Linked DNA regions of Homo sapiens: region 1 is linked to region 2. A link is an interaction called in ENCODE POLR2A ChIA-PET data of the cell type or tissue named here. Cell type or tissue: Caco-2. All regions are shown on one strand. Each heading gives the region's core, and the rest is flanking DNA. Links, peaks and the distances in the headings are about the cores only.

The links. ChIA-PET counts read pairs that join two places held together with the same protein. Peaks named below come from ENCODE experiments on the same cell type or tissue, not always from the same donor. Only the 100,000 strongest peaks of a DNase experiment are listed, where the experiment ranks them.
Region 1: POLR2A ChIA-PET joins it to region 2 with 10 read pairs; 3 of 35 experiments call an interaction of 5 or more read pairs at or near these places.

The regions. Positions count from the first base shown.
Region 1 is chr17:44,536,534-44,549,145 of GRCh38, forward strand. It overlaps LOC105371791 (a long non-coding RNA gene), which reads left to right. Exons shown (of 3, transcript XR_934779.2): 2 at 222-331; 3 at 1,292-1,324. Among named protein-coding and RNA genes, the nearest start is that of FZD2, 15 kb to the right of the region's middle. RefSeq lists enhancers at 3,231-4,225, 11,530-12,077. In Caco-2, for the core only: no CTCF peak of the experiment used is centred there; DNase peaks (open chromatin) are centred at 5,947, 6,728, 7,318, 8,736 and 1 weaker place.
Region 2 is chr17:44,720,319-44,732,930 of GRCh38, forward strand. It overlaps DBF4B (DBF4B-CDC7 kinase regulatory subunit), which reads left to right. Exons shown (of 14, transcript NM_145663.3): 3 at 2,562-2,704; 4 at 9,587-9,778; 5 at 10,647-10,697; 6 at 11,860-11,947. It also overlaps the pseudogene RPL6P26. Among named protein-coding and RNA genes, the nearest start is that of DBF4B, 18 kb to the left of the region's middle. In Caco-2, for the core only: no CTCF peak of the experiment used is centred there; no DNase peak of the experiment used is centred there.

The sequences.
Region 1 (12,612 bases), core at 2,574-10,573, 180 kb before region 2:
GGTGAGCAGGAATGGGAGGTGGCAGTGAGTGGCAGGGCCCCTGGCTCATTCTCCCTCTGTCCTCATTTCCTTGCTCTGGAGGGGAGGGTGGTGAACAATCTTCTCAGAGGAGGTTAGCTGTGGGAGGACAGCTCCTAAGGAGCATTTCCTGCCTTTGGCTCACAACTGCTTCCTGTCCAGACCTCCCAACACTTGACCCCCATTCAATTCCTTCCTCCCAGGGCAGCTGGGTGGCCACGAGGTCTTCACAGGTCCAGAGACCCGGAGCTTCTCAGCAAGCTGAATGAGGCAGCGTCCCAGGGGTCCAGAAGCCCAGCCTCGCCCGGCGCTGGTGAGGAACTGGAATCCAGGCTTGTACTGAAAGCCTCAGGGATAGATTTGGAGGAGGAAGCCCGAGATGGCGCCTCTCTCCCACCGGCTAGGACCTCAGTTCCCACTTTCCTAGTTACCTCTTCCACCCCCTCACCTCCAGCTGGGAACTTACATCCCTTCTTTCATTTATAGGGCACTTTTAGGCTGGGTGCAGTGGTTCACGCCTGTAATCCTAGCACTTTGGGAGGCCAAGGCAGGCGGATTGCTTGAGCTCAGGAGTTCGAGGCCAGTCTGGGCAACATAGTGAGACCTCGTCTCTATTTTTTTAAATGAAATATAAATATTTTAAAAATTAAAAATTCAAAAAAATGAAAAACAAATGGCACTTTTTCTTCCCAAACAATGGCTGGGGACTTCTGAAGGGAAAGGGAGGCAAATTCCCTAGGAAATAATCATGAGTGATTACTTCTCCAGAAACACCTGAGGCCTCCAATGAACCCCTTCTTTGAGAGTCAATCTGCAGTTTTCTCCCTGGTTCTGAGATGTCAGGCCAGGTTCCAAAGATGTGAGGTTTTTTTTTTTTTTTTTGAGACGGAGTCTCGCTCTGTCGCCCAGCCTCGAGTGCAGTGGCGCGATCTCAGCTCACTGCAAGCTCTGCCTCCCGGGTTCATACCATTCTCCTGCCTCAGCCTCCTGAGTAGCTGGGACTACAGGTGCCCAACACCATGCCCGGCTAATTTCTTTGTATTTTTAGTAGAGTCGGGGTTTCACCATGTTAGCCAGGATGGTCTCGATCTCCTGACCTCGTGATCCACCCGCCTCGGCCTCCCAAAGTGCTGGGATTACAGGCGTGAGCCACCACGCCAGCCTAAGATGTGAGTTTTGAGAGCCCATCACAGGTTGTTAAAAGTGTGTCTGGAGTTGGTTCCTTCCCATGGGTTCTTGGTCTTACAGGCTTCTTGGGTTCTTGGTCTCACAGACTTCAAGAATGAAGCCGTGGACCTTCGCAGTGAGTGTCACAGCTCTTCAAGATGGCATGGACCCAAAGAGTGAGCAGCAGCAAGATTTATTGGGAAAAGCGAAAGAACAAAGCTTCCAAAGCAGGGAAGGGGACCCAAGCGGGTTGGGTCTCCTGGCTGGGAGTGGGGGTGGGGATGGGGGGAGTGGCCAGCTTTTATTCCTTTATTTGTCCCTGCCCACATCCTGCTGATTGGTCCATTTTACAGAGTGCTGATTGGTCTATTTTACAGAGTGCTGATTGCTGCATTCACAATCCTGTAGCTAGACACAGAGCACTGATTGGTGCGTTTTTACAGAGTGCTGATTGGTGCATTTACAATCCTTTAGCTAGCCAAGAAATTCTCCAAGCCCCCACTCCACCCAGAAAGTCCAGCTAGCTTCACCTCTCAAAAGGAGCCAGATCTTTCTCCTTTATCTCTTAAACCTAAGCCATGCCTGCCCACCCCCTAGTGCAGGGTACACTACAATACTTAAAATGGGGAGAGGACTACCCCAAATAACCCAGCCCATCTCAGCTCAACCATGAGCCTCTGCTATGCCTCTAAATCAGTCCTGCCCTCTTCCTTCCATAAATCCTAGAGACCCCTAGGAGATGCCCCTCACCAGCAGCATACCAGCCAGGAATCCCTGAGTCCTCCATAAAAGCCACACTTGGAGCTGAGATGACCCTAGGGGAGGGGGCTTAGTCCCTCTGCCTTGCTCTGCCCCTTAACCACCAGGTAGACCACAAGTGTTTGTTGCACATCATACCCCACTCCCCACAGACCCCCACTTAAGGCCAGGGCAGAATTAAAGGATGGAATTGCTGAAAGAAGGGGTCTTCTCCCCCAGGGATGCTTGGTCTCAGTCCACAGGGAAAGGAAGGTCCTACGGGTGTGGGGAGTGCAGGCCTGGCTGGTCCCCTGCTCTCTGCCAGCTCTAGAGCACCCGCTGTACCGGGGGCTCCCCTTGGTGGGGTCAGGAAAAGTCCACGGGAGACTTGGGGGAGTGGAGGGGAGGGCCCTGGGGAAAATTAATGTGGATCAAGGGCTTGAAGACGTTCCTGACTCTCCCTCCCCTCCCCTACCCCCACCCCCACGCCCGCCTCAGGTGGACCAAATACTGAGGAGTGGATTTGTGTGAGCCTAAACACAAGAGCTCTGGGGTTCTATTTCCTCTTAGTCATTTTCCAAAGCTGCACCACCCTACCACTGCCTGGCTGGTGTGGCATCAGAGGGCTCTAGGTCCCCAGCCCTGCAGAGAAGCCCTTCTGAATGAAGGAGAGGCCCACCAGCCTGGGGAGAAGAGGTGAGTCCCCGACTCCCTCCGAGACAGAGCCTCCTCCCCTTCTCAAGCACCCCGAATCTCTGCACCACCAATTCACCCTCAGATCTGTTTCTTTCTTTTTTTGTTTTGTTTTTTGTTTTGTTTTGTTTTGTTTTGTTTCCCCCGTCGCCCAGGCTGGAGTGCAGTGGCACGATCTCGGCTCATTACAACCTCTGCCTTCCAGGTTCAAGCGATTCTCCTGCCTCAGCCTCCCAAGTAGCTGGGATTACAGGTGTGCGCCACCATGCCTGGCTAATTTTTGTATTTTTAGTAGAGACGGGGTTTCACCGTGTTGGCCAGGCTGGTCTCGAACTCCTGACCTCATGATCCGCCCGCTTCGGCCTCCCCAAGTGCTGGGATTACAGGCGTGAGCCCCAGGTCTCTTTCTTAAAATGTCTTTTCCCTCTATCTTTCCCCTCCCAGTGATCCAAAAGCTACGCCTGATTTGGAGAGGGGGTGGCAAGTGGGAAAGGAGGAGGGAAGGGGCAGTGTGGATCGAGGAGGGGGTCACCCCCACCCTGACCCTGAGCACCCTAGGTTTGGCCCCTCTGGGTGCCTCCCTCTTTGGAGAACTCAGGAAGCCGATGAGCTAGTTTGCGAGCTGGGGGTGGGGCAGTGAGGAGACTGGGGAGGAGGGAGGAGAGGGGAGAGTGATGGGAGCCGCGGCTGGGAGGCTTCGGAAGGTTGAAGGCTGGGTTTGGGAGGTGAGGGCGAGCGTCCCTCTCAGCCCCGTGGGGGGATATGCAAAGAATTGCTAATTGCAACTAAACGAGGCCTCGGCGTGGGGGAAGGGGCAGTCTTGCGGCTGTCAGGGGCTACCGCCTCTTTGAGTGCCCGGGTAAGGCCAGGCCAGCCCGCTCTTCTCATGTAAAGCAGCTTTTTGTCTGGGGGAGCCAGGGCTGGGGCCAGGGGCTGGGGAAGGGGCCCAAGCCATCAGCAAGTTTCTTGTTCCCCAGAAAGGGAGAAGGGTGCCGAGGCCTCCTCAGAGTGAGAATGCCCCCCTCCTTCTCCACTCTCAAGCTTTTTATGTGGGGGTTGATGGGGTGCTGCCCAGCAGGAGGGGGTGGGCCTGGGATCCCAGTACCCCCCTTGCTGGACTGTGGGAAAAAAAAGAGCACAAAGAAGGGGGCTGGCCCCGCTGAGATGGGAGACGGGGCAGCTCTGATCCACGGATGCCCTGAGGCTGAAGTACCCATCCCTGGATCCCCTTCTAGAGAATGTCCCCATTGGCCATGTATCTTATCTGGTCATCTGGGCCCATTTCAGACTTTCTCACCCACTTTGCAAACCCTCCCTAACCTTTGTACTCTGAGGAGATGGATTTTGTGAATCCAAGTTAGTTCCTAACTGAGCCTAACTAGAGGGAGAAGAAGGACTCATACCTTTGGGGAAATCTTTGCTCTAAACATAGGGACCTACGAATAATGCTTCCAGACCCTGGGGCCACATAACCTGTTAGAGACCCAAGAATCTTGCTTTCTAATTCAGATGCCCCCTTTTATGAGCTTCTATAAACTTGGGCAAATTATATCAGCTATTGAGCCTCAGTTTTCTCATCTGTAAAATGGGGACAATATCATCCTCTCAAAATCCTTGTGAAGATATGGAAAGATGCAACGCATCCCGTATGGCAGTCCCTGGTTCTCAGTGTGTCCCCTCCCCTCCCCTGGAACATCTATCAAAAGGATGGATACACACACACAAGCACTTCAGGGATAGTGATACCTCATGTCCATATCACACTTTGCAATTTCCACAATGCACGTGACATCTCTTTCTCTTTTTTCTTCTTTTTGAGACAGAATCTCACTTTGTCGCCCAGGCTGGAGTGCAGTGGCATGATCTCGGCTCACTGCGAACTCCGTCTCCTGGGTTCAAGTGATTCTCTTGCCTCAGCCTCCTGAGTAGCTAGGACTACCACCCACCACCACTCCTGGCTAATTTTTGTATTTTTAGTAGAGACGGGTTTTCACCATGTTGGCCAGGCTGGTCTCAAACTCCTGACCATCAGTGATCCACCCGCCTCAGCCTCCCAAAATGCTGGGATTACAGGCGTGAGCCACAACGCTGGGCCACATGTCATCTCTTAATGATACACTATCTAATCAATGGAACAGACTCTTCTTTTCTATATTTGGTGAAAAAAATCAAGATTCCAAGAGCTTAAGTCAGATCCCCTGACACCTCTGCCAATGCTCATCCCACTCCATGGTGTGGCCTCAGGGATCCCATCTCACAGACTAGACAAATGGAGCCCAAGGCCAGAGCAAAACCAGCCGGAGACTGTCACCGTCCAAGGTATCACCCAGGGTTTCTCAATAGCACAGCTTGTCTTAGTGGCCACCTGCACTCTTCTCCTAAATCAGTGCTTGTGTGGAAACTTTAGGACCATGTGGGTCCCCTTCTCTCAGCTCCACACTGGGGTCCTTGAGAAGCAGAGGGCTGGCTGGAGGATAGGAAGGGTTGTCCCCTCCCCTCCCAGCAGAAAACCTCTGGGATGACACCTTCACTCTGAGAGGCAGCGGGATGACACGGATAGAATCGCTGGGCAAGTCAGTTCTTTCCCTCCTCCCTTTTCCTGCTAGAAGTCCACTTCTTCATCGAGAAATGTCTCCTCCGTTCCTTCCCCCCTCTATTTTGGGGGCCCCGGGGTCTAGCTCCCCATCCCTGTGTGTCGCTCCGGCTGGATCCCCATCCTCCCAGCCCCTCGGCCAAGTGGAGGATGCTGATCTGACTGCCTCCTGCCAGACACCTAGGGCCTCCTGCTCCCAGAGGGTCTTGGCCAAGGGGCTCTGGCGCTGGGCCGGTGCCTTTCTCACTGCCCGGCTCCCTCCTCACAGGCCCCTAATCCATCTCACCCAGCAGGAAGCCCTTAAGCTGCCTTTTCAGCCGCCTTCCCCAGCCCGCTGTGGGCTCTGTGCCTTTCTATACCACCCTTGGCAGGAGCTGTGTTATACAAGCTGGAGAGAGAGGCCCCTGCAAAGAGGTCATCGTGCCTAAGGCGGCTTCCAGCTCCAGCAGCCTCTCCTCCCTGGTCCCCTCCCCAGGGTTCCCCCACTGGTACACTGCCTGGCATCCCTGGGCACTGACAGCCCTGGCTGACTCACATCAAAGCCCCAGACTGGGTCCAGGTGAGAGGAGGGATGCTAGGGGGACAGTGGGCAGAAGGCCAGGGTCTGGGGAAGTGTGGCAGGCATGAGGGGCTCCTCTGGCTCTGTGCCATCTGTCCTTTTGGCTGGTGTCTCCATCTTCCCTCTGCTTCCAACCCCTGCCCTCAACTCCCCAAAGCCCATTCACAGGTTTCTTAGACTCAGTTATGCAGCCCAGACAGGGCTGGGAGAGCGTGTGCCCTGGAGGCCACCTCAACTGAATGTTTCAGACAGGAAGAGAGAGAGGCCAAGGGGGTGGGGGTGGGGGCAGGGGCGCCAACAGTTTCTTTCTGTCTTCCTAGGTTGTATTTGGATTTGGGCAATTGCTTGTCACTCTTGGGGCACAGACCTCATAGCTTGGATCATTCTGGGGCAGGCTTAATTTCACACCCCCAATTTCATAGCCCCTGCAAGTATACTCTCGCTGGTTCTGATGATTTTTGGTTTGGAAAATGGTTCTTTTTTTTTTTAGATGGAGTCTCGCTCTGTCGCCCAGGCTGGAGTGCAGTGGCATGATCTCGGCTCACTGCAACTTCTGCCTCCTGGGTTCAAGTGATTCTTGTGCCTCAGCCTCCCAAACAGCTGGAACTACAGGCACCTGTCACCACACCTGGCTAATTTTGTATTTTCAGTAGAGACGGGGTTTCACCATGTTGGCCAGGCTGGTCTCAAACTCCTAGCCTCAAGTGATCTGCTCACCTTGGCCTCCCAAAGTGCTGAGCCACCGTGCCCTGCCTGGAAAATGGTTCTTGTATGACCTGGTCCTTATCTTGACCTCAACCTTTCCCTCCCCTCTCTCTCCAGGAAAAAATATCCCCCCACCGCCCCTACCTAGGCCCCTTCTCCAAGGCCCAAACCCCAGTCCTGCCTCCACTCCAGGAAGCCAGCCTTTTGCTGGCTAGAAGTGGTTAGAGAAGAGTTGGGGGTGCCTCTGGGAGGTCTGTTTGTAGTTCAGATTCTTCTCATTCCAGGCTCAGCAGGCTCTCTCTAAGGGAAGGGCCTGGGATGGGGGGCGGGGATCCTTGGGGCACCAGCTGCAGGGAAGGAAAGCTTCCCGGGGAGAGGAGGGAAGTGTTTTTCTTCCCTTCCTAGTGACCCCCATCCACAAGGTAGGAACTGCCTCTCCTGGTTCCATCATTGGAGTCCCCCCCACAAGCTGCCCCAGCATTCAGGCTCCTCCCAAGGGGCCTGACAGGAGCTATGGAGAGCTGCGGCCCTGATCTCTTTCTTCACTTCTGAATGAGTCCATTTCTACCCTTTTGGGACCCTTAGAGATGTTTGGAAGAGTTTGGAGGAGGGGCACTAAGGTATGCACAACCAGATGCTTGCAGAGTGACTGGGTCAGCCCCAGCTTCAAAGAGGCTATATCAGTCTATCCCCAAAACTGAAGTCCCTTGTAGATTTTTTCTTTCTTTAACCAGTATTCACATATTTGTCCCTCTAGACTACCAACCCTTAGGCCTCGAGATTCCTCAAGGATTAATCAGTGATCCAGTCACGGGAGAAAGCAACCAACCCCCAGGGTCTTAGAAGTCTGACACCTGCCCCAACTCCCCAGCAAACTTCCTTCTCCAGCTGCCTCTGCCTGAGAGCAGGAAAAACCAACACTAAAGGCTTATATTGAGCATCCACTATGTGAAGTCACTTACCACTTCATCTTATCTTCCCCACCCTTCAAGAGAAGATTAGTGTCCCTATCTTATCGATGAAGAGTCAGAGCTTCAGAAAGGGAGAGTGACCTATCTCAGGGAATGCAGTGAGGAAGCAGAGCTGAATCCATTGAGTCCAAGTCCAGGACAGTGGTCTGCCTAGCATGCTGCCTCGTGACTAGGTCTGCCCTAGGTGCCTGTGTCCAGGCTCCCAGGCTGACCTCTGGCTAATATTCTGCTTCTGGGTTACAAAGCAGCATGTACCATCTGAGCTTCCTTTCCCAAAGCAACTGTCCCTACAAATCCAGTTTCTCTTTCAGTCCTCACTTCACAGGGAACAGGACAGACTTATTGTGCCCATTCTTCAGATGGAGAAACTGATACTCAGAGAAAAGATTCACTGAAGGTCAGAAAAGTATTAAGCACCAAGACCAGGACACGAGCATTCAGGTGTCCTACGTCCACTTCATGGGTTCTCACGATGATGTCAGATTTATTTGTCACTTCACCCCTTCTCAGATTGGAGATCAGAATAGATTTGTTTTTGTTTGTTTTGTTTTGAGACAGGATCTTGCTCTGGCACCCAGGCTGGAGTGCAGTGCTGCAATCACAGCTCGCTGCAGCTTCGACCTCCTGGGCTCAAGAGGTCCTCCTGCCTCAGCCTTCCCAGTAGCTGGGATTATGGGTGTACATTACCATGCTCAGCTAATTTTTTTTTTTTTGTAGAGACAGGGCATATTTGTAATTAAATGTGGCTTTGAGAAACTAGATACTTGTCAAAACTGGAGACTAGAAATCTGCGTCCTAGAAACCTTGCTCATTTTTCATCCTCAGAGCTGAGCTTCTCCCCTCCCTAAGTGTGGGTTTCAGAGGCAGGGCAGAATGTATGGAAAGGGAATTGGGCTCGCTGTCCAGGGCAGGATGCTTGTGTCTCTAGATTACCCAGCTCAGGGAGTTCTTCAGACCTTGCCCTATTTACAGAGAGCATTGATTCATTTAACAATTTTTTCTTGGGTGCCTATGATATGCAAGGCACTAAGGTATGCACAAAAACTAAGACACAGCCTCTGCCCTCAAGAGATTATCTTGTTGGGCTGTGGGGAGGCTGTAGTTAGACATATGTAGGTAACACATGCCACATGCTAAATGCCATAAGATAAACATCAACTCAGGGAAAGGACAGGGGTGGTATCAGGGAAGCACCACAGAGAAGGGGACTTCAAGGATTTACAGTGGTGGAATGGCTCTAGGTATTTTATCAAAAAAAGAGATTCAGGCCAGGTGCAGTGACTCATGCCTGTAATCCCAACAGTCTGGGAGGCCGAGGCAGGCAGATTGCTTGAGCTCAGGAGTTCCAGACCAGCCTGGGCAACATGGTGAAACCCCATCTCTACCCAAAATAGAAAAAATTAGCCAGGCATGTGTCTGTGCTCCTAGCTACTCAGGAGGCCAAGATGGGAGGATTGCTTGATCCTGGGAGGTCGAGGCTGCAGTGAGCCGAGATCGCATCACTGCACATTCCAGCCTGGGTGACAGAGTAAGACTCCGTCTCAAAAAAAAAAAAAAAGATGCAATACATATAGACGAAATTAAATTATGGCCCCACAAAATTAATATGTTAAAGCCCTAACCCTCAATGTGATTGTATTTGGAGATAGGGGTTTTAGGAGGTAATTAATGTTAAACGAGGTTGGAGGGTCCCCACCCCTAATCTGATAGGATTGGTGGCCTTATAAGGGGAACAGAGAGAAACCTCTCTCTCCCCACCTACACACACCAATGATAGGCCACATGAACACTGAGAAGGTGGCCATCTACAAGCCAGGAAGGAAGCCTTCGCCAGAATCCAACCATGCTGGCATCCCGATCTCAGACTTTCAGCTTCCAGAACTATGAGAAAATAAATTTCTGTCATTTAAGCTATCCAATCTGTAGTATTTTGTTATGGAGCCCAAGCAGACTAAAACAAGCAGGAAACTAGGTGTTTGTGAAACTTGGATGGCCTGGAGGAGTAGACTTTGTCACGAAGCCACAGAAATGACCCTCCAGTAGAAGCTGCTACCTCTGCCACTAGCAGGTAGGGGGATCAAGAGGCTACCATTGGGACCGGTTGCAGTGGCTCATGCCTGTAATCCCAGCACTTTGGGAGGCCAAAGCAGGCAGATCACTTGAGGTCAGGAGTTTGAGACCAGCCTGGCCAACGTGGCAAAACCCTGTCTCTACTAAACAAACAAAAATTAGCTGGGTGTGATGGTGCACACCTGTAATCCCAGCTACTCAGGAAGCTGAGGCCTGAGAATCGCTTGAGCCCGCGAGTGGGAAGTTGCAGTGAGCCAAGTTCACACCATTGTATTCCAGCCTGGGGGACAGAGTGAAACTCTATCAAAAAAAAAAAAAAAAAAAAAAAAGGCTTCCATTGTAATTAAGCCAAGGTAACTGCACCTAGGGATCACTAGAAATTGCCACTGCAGCAAGAACATGACCTCATTTCCCTTCCACCTTCCAAATCTCAAATAAGCGTATTTTGCATCCAGAGCTCTAGCTGCAAGGGAGGCTGAGAGGTGAGGTTTTTGGCTTCCAACCTCTGCAGTATAGGAAGGTGGTGGGAATGGTGGGAGGATCTCTTGAGCCCAGGAGTTTGAGGCTGCAGCGAGCTGTGATCGTGCCACTATACTTCAGCCTGGGTGACCGAACAAGACCTCATCTGGAAGAGAAAAAAAAAAAAAAAGTAACTAGGGCTCTGAAAGCTAATTGAATGGTCTGGAGGTTTGGAAAGCAGATAGCTTTAGAGTGAACGTACGAATCACTTGGGGATGGTATATTTGGATAAGTGGGCAGGGCCCAGGAATCTATATTCCTAACAGGCAAACCCCAGTTCCCATTTCCCCTCCTGCCATAATGGACTCAGCATGTGGACTGATGCATGTGGACTCAGCTTTCAGAAACTTTATCCCTGGGCAGGAGCTCTGATGGGGCAGTCCCAGACACTACAGTGAGCAGTGAAAGGTTAGATTTGAGCAGTGAAAGGTTAGCAGTGAGCAGAAAAGGCTAGATTTGTGCTGAATTAGTCCCTTTCTCTCCTAAGAGCTAGTCCTGAAAGTTGGATGCTGAACCCTGAAAAATGCTGCTGTGATGGAGGCTCAGGAGAAGGGGGGGGTCTGCCTAGAACCCAGGAGTCCAGGGATTTAAACTCACCACCCCACCAAGGAGGACTGGATGGAGTCAGCTGACAACATGAATAAGCATTTCCTGAAGTTATGACTCATTTTGTTCTGAATTTCTACCCTGGCCCCGGGGGTTTAGGACCTTCGGGATCCTATTTCTATTGCAGGGGTTTGGTTAGAGAGCCCCTTCAACCTTGAGGGGTTTAAGAATTGGACAGAGGAGAAGAAAAGTAAAACAGAGGGTACAAGAGAGGAAGGGAGGAGAAAGGTAGCACTTCCACCCAAAATGGCCTCAAGTCCCTACCAGAACCCAATGTCCTCCATAGCTCACATTGAATTTCAACACAAAATAGTCTATTACAATAGATGTTCCTTTTTCCTTCTCAGTCATTTTCTTTTCTTGGCTCTTACCAGGCAGCCTTGGACCCTAAGCCCCCCAGTTCTGAGGGGAAGGCCATAGATAAATGAAAAAGCCCTGGCCTTCTTCCTCTGTGCCCCCATCCCAGCCCCACATCTCAGGGAGGGGGTCGCCCCAAGCCAGAGCAGGGCTGAGTCTGCCTGGGCCAGGCTGCCTGGCCAATAGGCTTTCCTCCTTCCCAGGGGTATCCATTCTCCTACCCAGTTCCTGAGATGCTGGGCCCCCTTCAGCCGCATCTGCAGCCTGACTGAGCAGAGTCCCCCAGGCCTTCTTCCTCTAGGCTGGTCCTCCCAGGTTAAGAGCAGGCTTCCATGTTGGAAGGGGGTCCGTCCCCCCTTCCCCCAGTTATCACCACAAAGCAAAGTCCAGGGAAGGAGGGGGAGTGGGCAAGGGTGGGGGTAGTGGGAGAGCCAGGTCCTTGCTAGTAAATCAAAGTTGGTTTCCCAGATGGAGTTGCAGCCGCTTTGATTTCTCAAGTCACCCCCCTCCCCCTCTGCTGCCTCCCCTCACCCCCAGCTCCACAGTTTCAATTCCTCCCTGAAAAGCAGCAGGGCCTCCTTTCAAACCAGCCCAGCTCCTCCAACTCCCAACAACAGCTTCAGTTACAGGAAAGGGGAAGGGGAGGGGGTGAGGTGGCCCAGCCTAGAGAGAAAGGAGAGACATTCTGGGAGAAGCAAGAGGGAGAAGGAGGAGTAGAAAATGAGGAAGGGGGAAAAGAAAGAGCAGAGTGAGAAGATGGGAGGGGGGCAGCCAGGGTGGAAGAGTGGGGCTCTGCTGGAGCAGGAGGGGAGCTCCAGCTGGGAAGCCAACCTACCTTTTCCTCCCTCCCAAGGGAGCACCCCCACACCCATCACCCCAAGGACCCCTCCATAGCTACAGAGCTATGATTCAGGCTTCCCTATTCCTCTCCCCTTGGCATTAGGTTCTAGAAGGTTCTGGAAGACAAAATATCGAAACCGTTCATTCCTAGGGACATTTATTTCCTGTTCTAGAAGGCAGAGTCACCCAAGAACCTCACTAGCCAAACCTAGCACTGGCTTTCTAGATCCTGTTTCCCCATTTGGCTCTGAGCAGCCCACACCTTGGTCTTGCTCAGCCCAGGCTTGGGCCAATGAAGGCCCTTAATTAATAGATCATCTGTTACATCTGTTTAATCCTTTTATGGCCCATTTTGCCTGCCAGAGACCTTGAAGAAAGACATTGGAGAGATAAAGGGGTAACAGCTATGCTCTGCTAAGTCTCCTTCCTCCTCTGCCCCAAAGCCAGGGGCAGCCTTGGAACTTGGCAGGGGTGGGGCAGGGTGCACTGAAGGAACCTACAAGTTGTCAGGAATTGGAATTCCAGGAGTCCTAGGTCTCCTGATTATTTGGTGGCCCATTTCTTTATTTCCTTCTTCCTTCCTTCCTTCCTTCCTTCCTTCCTTCCTTCCTTCCTTCCCTCCCTTCCTTCCTTTCTCTTTCTCCCTCTTTCTCTTTCTCCTCTCTCTCTGTCTCTCTTACTTTTATTTCTCTCTCCTTCTCTTTTTTTCTTTCTTTTTGAGATAGTGTCTCACTCCCGTTGCCCAGGCCAGAGTGCAGTGGCAGGATCACAGCTCA
Region 2 (12,612 bases), core at 3,617-11,616:
CTGGTTTTGTAACAGTTGCAAGAAACTTCTTTTTCTTTTCAACCTTGGATTTAGCAGCTGAGTACTTCTTCCTGGACGTGGTCTTTCTGGAATACATAGCAGATCGGGAATATCTGCAATTCCTCTGACAAGGACAGGATTGCAGCTGCAATGGGGCTTCCCTGTCTTAGACGTTTTAGCCTTGAGGTTGCCCCTTTTCACCTTGCCACCAACATCAGCTTTCTTGGCCTTAGGTTTCTTCTCTTTAGTATCTGGCTTCTCAGCTTTCTCACCCATCATCTTGCAAGATGGGAAAGACTCCACTTTTTGGCTATATGATTAATATTGCTATAAGCATTCATTTACAAGTTTTCATGTGGCTGTGTTTTCATTTCTCAAGGATATACCTAGGAGTAAAATTGCTGGGTCATACGGTAACTCTGTGTTTAACCTTTTGAGAAACTAACACATGGTTTTCCAATGTGACTGCACGATTCCACATTCCCTCCAGAAGTATATGAGGGTTCCAGTTTCTCATATCCTCACCAACACTTGCTATTATCTGGCTTTTTTTTTTTTTTAAGTCAATCTCGCTTGGTTTCCCAGGCTTGAATGCAGTAGTGTAATCTTAACTCTTAACTCACTGTAACCTCCACCTCCTGGGTTCAAACAATTCTCCTGCCTCAGCCTCCCGAGTAGCTGGGATTACAGGCGTGAACCACCACGCCCGGTTATTTTTTGTATTTTTAGTGGAGACGGGGTTTCACCATGTTGGCCAGGCTGGTCTCGAAGTCCTTATCTCAAGTGATCCACCTGCCTCAGCCTCCCAAAGTACTGGGATACAGGTGTGAAACACAGCACCTGGCCAAGATTTTAAAAATACTATGTTTTTCATGTCCATTATCTCCAACTAATTCTTCCCCCCCCCTCCCCTTTTTTGCGACAGAATCTCCCTCTGTTACCCAGACTGGAGTGCAGTGGCATGATCTCAGCTCACTGCAACATCTGTCTCCCAGGATCATGCAATTCTTGTGCCTCAGCCACCCAAGTAGCTGGGATTACAGGTGTGTACCACCATGCCCAGCTAATTTTTCTATTTTTAGTAGAGGCAGGGTTTTGCCATGTTGCCCAGGCTGGTCTCGAACTCCTGGCCTCAAGTAATGTGCCCACCTCGGCTTCCCAGAGTGCTGGGATTACAGGTATGAGCCACTGTGCCCGGCCTAATTCTTTTCTTTAACTGCTGTTCCTGCTTTATGTTTTCCTGTATCCTCCCTAGCCTTTTTGAGGATATTTATTATACTTCAATGGTTTTTCTTTTTCCTATCTGGTTCATTATTATGACAGATAGACAATCTATACCAGATAAAGTTTCTTTGGTAGTACTTGCTTTCTTCAGTTGCCTCATGTTTTCTTATACACAAATATCCCTTTGGGACATTAGCCACTCTGATTGGTAACGTGCTGCTCGAAGGAAGATCAAAAGCTTATGCCCTATCTCGTGTGTCCCTCCGCTGAGTTTAGGGATTGGAGGTTGCATAGAAGAGGAAACAACCCTGGCCAGGCATGGTGGCTCGCGCCTGTAATCCCAGCACTTTGGGAGGCCGAGGCGAGCAGATCACCTGAGGTCGGGAGTTTGTGACCAGCCTGACCAACATGGAGAAACCCTGACTCTACTAAAAATACAAAATTAGCCAGGCATGGTGGTGCATGCCTGTAATCCCAGCTACTGGGGAGGCTGAGGCAAGTGAATCGCTTGAACCTGGAAGAAGGAGGTTGCGATAAGCCGAGATCGCGCCATTGCACTCCAGCCTGGGCAACAAGAGCGAAACTCCGTTTCAAAAGGGAAAAAAAAAAAAGGAAACGACCCCACTATGGTGCAAAGCCCCTGGAATATGGGCTCATTCACTCTCCATTTGCAGCAGCATTCTGTGCTCTCCAACACACACACACACTTTGTCTTGTTGTTTTTCAAGAGCTGTCTTTTTGAGTTATAATTACCTAAGTTACCAAATGCAGAGGTTGGGAAGTAGGCCCATTCAGGAGCCAACAAGTTCACTGTCCCCTTTTCCTCTTATCTGTCTCGAATACACATGCATATTCGCCCTAAGCTAGGCGGCAACACTGCCATGATGTTACCCTGCTGACTCTGGTTAGGGGCTGGGCACTGGCAACAGGGCAGGCAGTGACTCACTCAGCACAGCTAGAAAGCATCCTCCTGCCTGGCACCCCCGTGTGAATCTCGGCCCTCTTTTCCCTAGTTTACTATTCACTGCAGCCCCCCAATGTCTGGTTTGGGGATCTGTCTAATTTCTTTTTACTTAAATGGCTTCCCTAGATTTAGATTCTAAGGAAGAAGTGAAGAAGTCAGCAAGCCTTGTTTGCTTATTATCTTGTTTGGAAGGTTCCAATTTCACCACATCTGAGCTTCTGAGGGTAAGGGCATTGGCTTCACAGCTGTCTGTGTGTGCCCAGGGTCTAGTCTGTGCTATTATAGCACACAGACTGAGCTGTCAGTGAGGGCCACCTGGCTTCAGGACTCTCTTTTCAAACTTCTTACTTTGCTCCTCTTTATTGTTTTCTAGGAGTTTCCAGGTGTCTAGGAAAATGCCAGAAGAACTCACCAGGTGCCAGGAAGCATCCCTTTTCCGGAAAGTCCTTTTACTTGGATCTGCCTGCTGGCAAGAATCTCCAGTTTTTGACGGGGGCCATTCAGCAACTGGGTGGGGTAGGTAACCTGCTCTTCTCCTGCGATGCCATGTGCCTTTGCAGGCTTAGAGCAGGAGTTGGATGGGGATTATATCTATGGTTTCCAAGTATTTTCTTTTTTGAGACAGAGTCTTGCTCTATAACCCAGGCTGGAGTGCAGTGGCATGATCTCAGCTCACTGCAACCTCTGCCTCCCGGGTTCAAGCAATTCTCCTGCCTCAACCTCCCAGGTAGCTGAGATGACAGGCACACACCACCACGTCTGGCTAATTTTTTGTATTTTAGTAGAGATGGGGTTTCACCTTGTTGGCCAGGGTGGTCTTGAACTCCTGACCTCATGATCTGCCAACCTCGGCTTCCCAAAGTGCTGGGATTACAGGCGTGAGCCACCACACCCAGCAGTTTCCAGGTATTTTCAGCGGTCTCACTACATTTCCGAAAGCAATTTTAAATATAAACCATTTTTTTGGCCAGGCGCAGTGGCTCACACCTGTAATCCCAGCACTCTGGGAGGCCAAGGCAGGTGGATTACTTGACGTCAGGAGTTAGGGACTAACTACCCTGGCCTAAATGACAAAACCCTGTCTCTACTAAAAATAATGAAAATTAGCCAGGCATCATAGTGGGCACCTATAGTCCCAGCTGCTCAGGAGGCTAAGGCAGGAGGATTGTTTGGACCTGGGAGGCGGAGTTTGCAGTAAGCCGAGATTGTACCACTGCACTCCAGCCTGGGAGACAGAGTGAGACTCTGTATAAAAAAAAAAAAATGATAAATAAATAACCTTCAAAAAATAAAGATAAATCTTTTTCCTTATTAGAAACTTAGGCTGGGCACAGTGGCTCATGACTGTCCTCCCAGCACTTCGGGAGGCTGAGGAGGACAGATCACTTGAGTCCAGGAGTTCAAGATCAGCCTGGCAACATGGCGAGAGCCCGTCTCTACAAAACATACAAAAAATTAAGCGGGTGTGGTGGTGCATGACTGTAGTTGGGAGGCTGAGGTAGGAGGATCACTTGAGCCCAAAAGGCGGAGGTTACAGTGAGCTGAAGTCGAGGTCTTGCACCACTGCATTCCAGCCTGGGCAACAGAGTGAGACCTTGTCTCAAAAAAAGGCTGGGTGCGGTGGCTCACACCTGTAATCCTAGCACTTTGGGAGGCCGAGCCAGGTGGATCTCTTGAGCCCAGGAGTTTAGATCACCCTGGCCAACATGGCAAAACCCTGTCTCTACTAAAAATACAAAAATTAGCCAGGTACAGTGGCACATGCCTGTAGTCTCCGTTACTCAGTAGGCTGAGGCATGAGACTCGCTTGAGCCCCGGGAGGCAGTCCAGCTAGGGTGACACAGCATGACCCTGTCTCAAAAAAAAAGAGAAACTTTTTTTTTTTTTCTGAGACAGTGTCTCGCTCTGTCACCCAGGCTGGAGTGCAGCGGCGCCATCTCAGCTCACTGAAAGCTCTGCCTCACGGGTTCATGCCATTCTCCTGCCTCAGCCTCCCAAGTAGCTGGGACTACAGGCGCCTATCACCACGCCCGGCTAATTTTTTTTGTATTTTTAGTAGAGACGAGGTTTCACCGTGTTAGCCAGGATGGTCTTGATCTCCTGACCTCGTGATCCTCCCGCCTTGGCCTCCCAAAGTGCTGGGATTATAGGCGTGAGCCACCATGCCCAGCCAAAAAAAAGGAAACTTAATGGCCAGTTGTGGTGGCTCATACCTGTGATCTCAACACTTTGGGAGGCTGAGGTGGGAGGATTGCTGGAGTCCAGGAGTTTGAGACCAGCCTGGGCAACATAGTGAGACCTCATCTCTACGAAAAATAAAATTATAGCTGCCGGGCACGGTGGCTTACTCCTGTAATCCCGGCACTTTGGGAGGCCCAGGTGGGCAGATCACCTAAGGTCAGGAGTTTGAGACCAGCCTGACCAACATGGAGAAACCCTGTCTCTACTAAAAATACAAAATTAGCCGGGTGTGGCGGCACATGCCTGTAATCCCAACTATGCAGGAGGCTGAGGCAGGAGAATCACTTAAACTCAGGTGGCAGAGGTTGCGGTGAGTCGAGATCACGCCATTGCACTCCAGCCTGGGCAACAAGAGCAAGACTCCATCTCAAAAAAAAAAAAAAAAAAAAAAACATTAGCTGGGGGCAGTGGCACATGCCTGTAGTCCAGCTACTCAGGAGGCTAAGCTGGGAGGATTATCTGAGCTCAGGAGTTTGAGGCTATAGTGAGCTATGATTGCACCACTACACTCCAGCCTGGATGACAGAGCAAGACCATGTCTCAAAAATAATGTTAAAATAAACAAACATATTATCTGTTCACTCTAGAAATTTTAGAGAACATGGAACTACTCCAAGTGACAACCAGCATTTTTAAGTATTTTTCTTTCCTCCCTTCCTCTCATAATGGCTTAATTTAGATATAATTCACATGTCATAAAATTCATCCGTTTAAAGTACACAGCTCAGTGGTTTTTAGTATATTCACAGAAATGTGTAAGTTGTATGATCGCATAGTCAATTGTAGAACATTTTCATCACCCCAAAAAGGAAACCCTGTACCCATTATCAGTCACTCCCTATATGCTTGGGCAACTCCCTATATCCTTGATACTCCTAGCCCTTGGTAATGCCCATCTACCTTCTGCCTCCATCCTGCCTTTGTTTTTTTGTGCTTCTTTTTTTTTTTTTTTTTTTTAAGAGGGGGCCACACTCAGTCACAGAGGCTAGAATGCAGGAGCGCGGTCATGGCTCACTACAGCTTCAACCTCCCCAGACTCAGGTGATCCTCCCGCCTCAGTCTCCCTGTAGCTGGGACTACAGGTGCTCGCCACCATGCCCTGCTCATTTTTGTATTTTTTGTGGAGGCAGAGTGTCGCCATGTTGCCCCAGACTGGTCACGACCTCCTGGATTCAAGTAATCCTCCCACCTCAGCCTCCCAAAGTACTGGGATTACAGGCCTGAGGCACTGCTACTGGCCCTTTTTCTTTCTTTTTTTTGAGACGGAGTCTTGCTCTTGTTGCCCAGGCTGGAGTGCAATGGTGCGATCTCAGCTCACTGCAACCTCCACCTCCCGGGTTCAAGCAATTCTCCTGCCTCAGCCTCCCAAGTAGCTGCAATTACAGGCATGCACCTCCATGCCTGGCTAATTTTGTATTTTTAGTGGAGACGGGGTTTCTCCATGTTGGTTAGGCTGGTCTCGAACTTCTGACCTCAGGTGAACCACCCACCTCAGCCTCCCAAAGTGCTGGGATTACAGGTGTGAGCCATCGCACCCGGCCCTTTTTTATTTATTTATTTATTTATTTATTTATTTATTTATTTATTTTTGCCTTACCCAGTTGCCTGCAAGAGGGAGCTGAGGGCAAGGCTGGGAGGGGCAGGGCAATGCTTATTTTTTTTCTAGCTATGATCATGAGTACTTTTTTTTTAATTTTAGAGACAGGGTCTCGCTGTGTTGGTCAGATTGGTCTTTTACTCTTGGCGTCAAGCAATCCCCCCACCTCAGCCTCCCAAAATGTTAGGATTACAGGCATGAGCCACAGCATCCAGCTGGCGTTAGTACATTTTTATTATCAATTTTTTACCCATAACCTTAAAGCGTTAGCACTTTTCTACCATTATTGCCCTTCATATGCATCATTTGCGGTGGGAATATAATATTCTTTTGAGTGGATTATTAATTTACTTAACTGTTGCTCTGTGGACATTTAGACTCTTAATAATTTTTAGCATTTAGAAATAACACAGGTGAACAACTTTGAGTAAAAAGCATTTGCTATATTTGATTCCATTAAAATATTTTTAGGGGCTAGGCACAGTGGCTCACACTTGTAATCCCAGCACTTTGGGAGGCCGAGGCGGGCGGATCACTTAAGGCCAAGAGTTCAAGGCCAGCCTGGCCAACATGGTGAAACACCATCTGTACTGAAAATACAACAATTAGCTGCGTGTGGTGGTATGCGCCTGTAATCCCAGCTACTCGGGAGGCTGAGGCAGGAGAATTGCTTGAAACCGGGAGGTGGAGGTTGCAGTGAGCCAAGATCGTGCCTCTGCACTCCAGCCTGGGCAACAAAGCAAGACTCCATCTCAAAAAAAAAAAAAAAAAAAAAAAACCATATATATATTTAGGCTAGGCTCAGTGGCTCGTGCCTGTAATCCCACTTTGGGAGGCTGAGGTGGGCAGATCACCTGAGGTCAGGAGTTCTACACCAGCCTGGCCAACATGATGAAACCTTGTCTCTACTAAAAATATAAAAAAATTAGCAGGGCATGGTAGCACGCACTTGTAGTCCCAGCTACTCGGGAGGCTGAGGCACAACAATCGCTTGGACCCGGGAGGCAGAGGTTCTAGTGAGCCAAAATTGTGCCATTGCACTCCAGCCCGGGCAACAGAGCAAGACTCTGTCTCAAAAAGAAAAAAAAAAGAAAACAGCATGATAGTGCTTGACCCAAAAGAGACTAATAACTGGGGAAACTGGATGAATAGGGCTTGGAATGGAGAGGCTCTTTGCTGTCAAACCCAGAAACTCAGGACTGCAGAAACTCAGTGGTGAGGATGGATAGAATGAGGATTATATAACCAAACTGGCCCATAATTACATTTTGAACTTTTAGTCCTTTCTGTCATTTAGCCTTTGCTATGTAAAACACCAACCCTACTTGGGCTTAAAGCAACAATTTATTTTCTATTTATTTATTTATTTTTAGACAAAGTTTTGCTCTTGATGCCCAGGCTGGAGTGCAATGGTGCGATCTTGGCTCACTGCAACCTCCAATTCCCAGGTGCAAGCGATTCTCCTTCCTCAGCCTCCAGAGTAGCTGGGTTTACAGGTGCCTGCCACCATGCCCGGGTAATTTTTTTTTTTTTTTTTTTTTTTTTGTACTTTTAGTGAAGACGAAGTTTCACCATGTTGGCCAGGCTGGTCTCAAACTCCTGACCTCAGGTGATCCACCTGCCTTGGCCTCCCAAAGTGCTAGGATTACAGGCATGAGCCACCACACCTGGCCAAAACAACAATTTATTATTTCTCATTATGCTGTGGGTTGGCTGGGTGGTTTATCTGGTGGTTTCAGCAGGGCTCACTCCTGAGGCTGGATTCAGCTGGACGGTCACCTGGGCTGGAAAGACCAAGATGGCCTCACTCACACATCTGGCACTCTGTGTCAGTTATCATAACTATATGCAATAAGCTAAACTAGCTGATTTAACATGGTGGTCTCAAGGCCACCTTCCCAGAAAGTGAGGCAGGAAGCTAAGGCCTCTGAGGCCTAGGCTCCAGAACTCACACATCATAATTTCCACATGTTCTATTGGTCCAATCGAGTCAGATTGAAGGGCATAAAAAAGTAGGTCCCACCTCCTAATGGCAGGAAGAGCAAAGTCATATTGCAAAGGAGTGGGTATACTGGGATGGGAGGAGGAATATATGGTCATTAACAATCTCCTATATTTATATAGGATAATCATTGATTGCCCTACTCCTACCCTCTAGCATTTGCTTTTGCTGTATTAAAAAAGGTAGATGCAGCCAGGCACGGTGGCTCACACCTGTAATCCCAGCACTTTGGGAGTCCAAGGCGGGCAGATCACAAGGTTAAGAGATCGAGACCATCCTGGCCAACATGGTGAAACCCCATCTCTACTAAAATTACAAAAATTAGCTGGGCGTGGTGGCATGCGCCTGTAGTCTCAGCTATTCGGGAGGCTGATGTAGGAGAATTGCTTGAACCTGGGAGGCGGAGGTTGCAGTGAGCTGAGATCGCATGACTGCACTCCAGCCTGGTGACAAAAAAAAGGTAGATGTGATCAGACACGGTGGCTCACACCTGTAATCCCAACACTTTGGGAGGCCAAGGTGGGCAGATCACTTGAGGTCAGGAGTTCCAGACCAGCCTGGCCAACATGGTGAAACCCCATCTCTTCTAAAAATACAAAAATTAGCCAGTGTGGTGGGACACACCTGTTGTCCCAGCTACTTGGGAGGCTGAGGCAGGAGAATTGCTTGAACCCGGGAGGTGGAGATTAGAGTGAGCCGAGATCATGCCACTGCACTACAGCCTGGGAGACAAAGTGAGACCTTGTCTCAAAAAAAGAAAAGAAAAGAAAAAAAAAGGTAAATGTAATCCTTCAATTCATAACTAATTTTTTTAATAGTGGTAAAGTGTATATAACATAAAATAAGCCATTTTAGCCTTTTTTTTTCTTTTTTTTTTAGAGACAGGATTTCACTCCCCAAGCTGGAGTGTAGTAGTGTAGTCATAGCTCACTGCATCACTGAACTACTGGGCTCAAGTGATGCTCCTGCCTCAGACTCCCAAGTAGCTAGGACTATAGGTGCATGTAACAACACCCAGCTAATTAAAAAAAAAAAAAATTTTAGAGACAGGATCTTACTATGTTGCCCAGGCAGGTCTTGAACTCCTGACCTCAATTGATCCTCCCACCTCAGCCTCCTACAGTGCTAGGATTACAGGTATCAGCCACCACACCTGGTCCCCAGTGTGTCTTACACAGAAAAATCACAGCTTACACAATCTAGTCTTAATCCTTTCCAGCTCTTTCAGTGTGTTCTTGCTGCATGCAAACTCAAACTGCTCATAGAACTCAAAGCCCGCAGCCTTCTGCCACTGGGTCAGGGGCAGCAGTCCTGTAGACAAAACCTGTAATACACATACACACACACACACACACACACACACACACACACACACACACACCCCATTAGATTTCAGGATGATGTCTTCTTAGGAACTTGGTATGAAACTGCATTTAGTCTATTTAAAGACATTGATTCTGGAACTCCTGGCAGCCAAGATTTCCTTCTCCAGCCTCTTTATATTGACAATTCTGCATTTGCTTTTTGGTTTTCAGCCACCTCTGTGATCTGGTTTCAGGTAATTGAGGGTTTTCTGAGCAAAGAAGTAAGTTACATCGTGTCCAGCCGCAGAGAAGTAAAGGCAGAGAGCAGTGGGAAAAGCCATAGAGGCTGCCCTAGCCCTAGCCCCAGTGAGGTCAGAGTGGAAACATCGGCCATGGTTGATCCAAAAGGCAGCCACCCCAGGCCTTCACGGAAACCCGTTGACTCGGTAAGAACCTCATGTAGGAAAGGTATGCTGTGTAAACAAAGGAAGTAGGCTTTGGTGAGCCTTTTAAGGCAGTCTCTGGTTTTAATTTCATCTGGATTAATTTAATCTCTCATTTGAATTCAGGGACTGAGAATATTTTATCATAGCTCTGGATCTAAACACCTCAGCAACATACTATCCCCCATGCTACCCTTTTATGCCTTATGTCAGTTTTTACGGGACTTGAAAGTCAGAGGTTTAGAAACCAGAGGAGAGTCTTCATAAACCAGAGAAGACGTGTTGGGATTGGTCTGCGCTTGGGCAGGAGTACCCTGAGTAGGCAGCCATTCCCTTCTTCCTTGCTTGCATGTATGAAGGGCCAAGAGTTTGGACAATACACATGTTATGTCTTTGATTTAAAATGGAATATGGCTTTTCCCCTCTAGGCTTGCATTCTTATTTTGTCTAACATATTAATATTAAAATGTCCATGAACATACACTGTTGGCATTGTGATGACAGATGGGACTTCCTACGAGCAAAAATTTCTAAAGTGAAACATTTGCTTTCATTATCTCCTGGAGGGTGCAGAGACTCTTAAAGAGGGTCTCAGGACATTTGTAACAATTGGATCTCAGTGAATTCAGAGTGCCCTTCTCTCCACCAGGTTCAGGCTGCCACCTCAGGGTGACCTAAATTTCCTGTGGCTTTACCTTTACCTCCTAAACGTTTTCTAGGCTCTCATTTCTACCAATCCTCAGTTGTCACTGCTCCCAGCTTTCCGAGGGACATAACCCCAAGACATAACCCCTCACCAGCTCCTGTGTAAACATCTTTCAGTGCACAGGTGGCCTAACAGCAGACCTCACTGCTCTTCTGTCCCTGTCAGGTGCCTCTAAGCAGAGGGAAGGAGCTGCTGCAGAAGGCTATCAGAAACCAGGTGAGCTGGGGCAAGATGGGACAGAGCCGGTGGTCTCCAGCATAGGGAGGGATTTCACTCTTCTTCCCAGGTTCTTCTGAAGCACCCACACAAAATGCACACTCTGCGATATGTAGTATTGTCATTATTTCCTTCTTCTACATCAGGTAGTGGAGGCTCAGACAAGTTATTTAGCCATTCACCTAGAGAGTAAGTGTTGAAGCCAGAGCCACCTCCAACTCTGGAGCCTACCAAGAGAACTGTGGGGATGTGGGATGTGGCGGGACAGGGTTGCTGGGTACAGAAGCCAGACTTCTTTTACAAGTAACTCTAGGCTGGGTGTGGTGGCTCACGCCTATAATCCCAGCACTTTGGGAGGCTGAGGTGGGTGGACCACTTGAGGCCAGGAGTTCAAGACCAGCTTGGCCAACATGGCGAAACCCCATCTCTACCGAAAAATTAGCAGGGTGTGGTGGCACGCACCTGTAGTCCCCGCTACGCAGGTGGCTGAAGCAGAAGAATCACTTGAACCTGAGAGGTGGAGGTTGCAGTGAGCCGAGATTGTGCCACTGCACTCCAGCCTGGGCGATAGAGCTAGACTCTGTCTCAAAAAAAAAACAAAAAACAAGTAACTCTTTATTCCTTGTGTGAAAATCCAGGGCTGTTAAAGTTTAGTGGCAGGAGGAGGAGTTAAGGTGATCTTGTGAGAAGAGTCATGCTGGTGACATCAGGAGGGGTACATGGCTGTGATGGGGGAGGTGGTGCTGCTGGACTGAGCCAGTGGAGGGGGAAGATCTGCAGCTAGCATAGTTTCATGCTCAGTGAGGATGATGGTCACCGTGTTTGTTGTGTACTTACTGTGCTGAGAGCTTTCCTCGCAGAGGCCCTCCCAACGAACAGCTCTCTCAGAAGCATCTGTTCCTTCCTGGTCACGAGGTGGCCAGAGCACAATGTATAGGCAGACCAGTGGTCCTTCCTCTCCCAATGTGGCCATGTGGAGGACAGGATGTCTTCCTGGGGGTTGGGATGGACTCTCTGGGCACTGTACTCTCTCTCCTACCTGCCTCCCTGCAGTCCCTCCCATGGATGACTCAGGCCTCCCAGAAGCAATTTCTATCTGTCCCCTTCACTTTCAGGCCTTGGGGAGTCTCTGCTCCTACCTGACTCTGTGTTGTAATTTCAGGGGAGCATCAGTGGAGGAGGCAGTGGGGGCAGCAGCAGCCTCCTGACCAATGCCCGCTCTTGGGGAGTGAGGATTCTGCACGTGGATGGTACCCTTTCTGTGCTGGGCTCCTGTGGAGGGAGAATTGGTGACTTTGACCAGGAGTGTCAGCTTTTAGAAGGATCATGGTCATGTGAGCTTCTGGTCACCGGAAGCCAGAAATACTCAGCTGCCATGTTGATCCACAAAGGTGGGAGGATGTGGGGAAGGGGGAAAGCGGTGAGGACGCAGAGTGCAGGCTGTGGCCTCGGCATCCCGCAGGAGGTCCCTAGAACATGCCGTTTCATGTCACCTGCTACAGCTCTCCCCCAGCTAGTATGATGATCCTGTTTTACAAATGCAGAAATGATCTTAATATTCATGACCACTGGCCAGGCGAGGTGGCTCACACCTGTAATCCCAGCACTTTGGGAGGCCAAGGCGGGTGGATCACAAGGTCAAGAGTTCGAGACCAGCCTGACCAACGTGGTGAAACCCCGTCTCTACTAAAAATAGAAGCATTAGCCGAGCCTGGTGGTGCGTGCCTGTAATCCCAGCTACTCAGGAGGCTGAGGCAGGAGAATCACTTGAACCCAGGAGGCAGAGGTTGCAGTCAGCCAAGATCATGCTACTGCACTCCAGCCTGGGTGACAGAGCGAGACTCCGTCTCAAAAAAAAAAAAAAATTCGGCCAGGTGCGGTGGCTCACGCTTGTAATCCCAGCACTTTGGGAGGC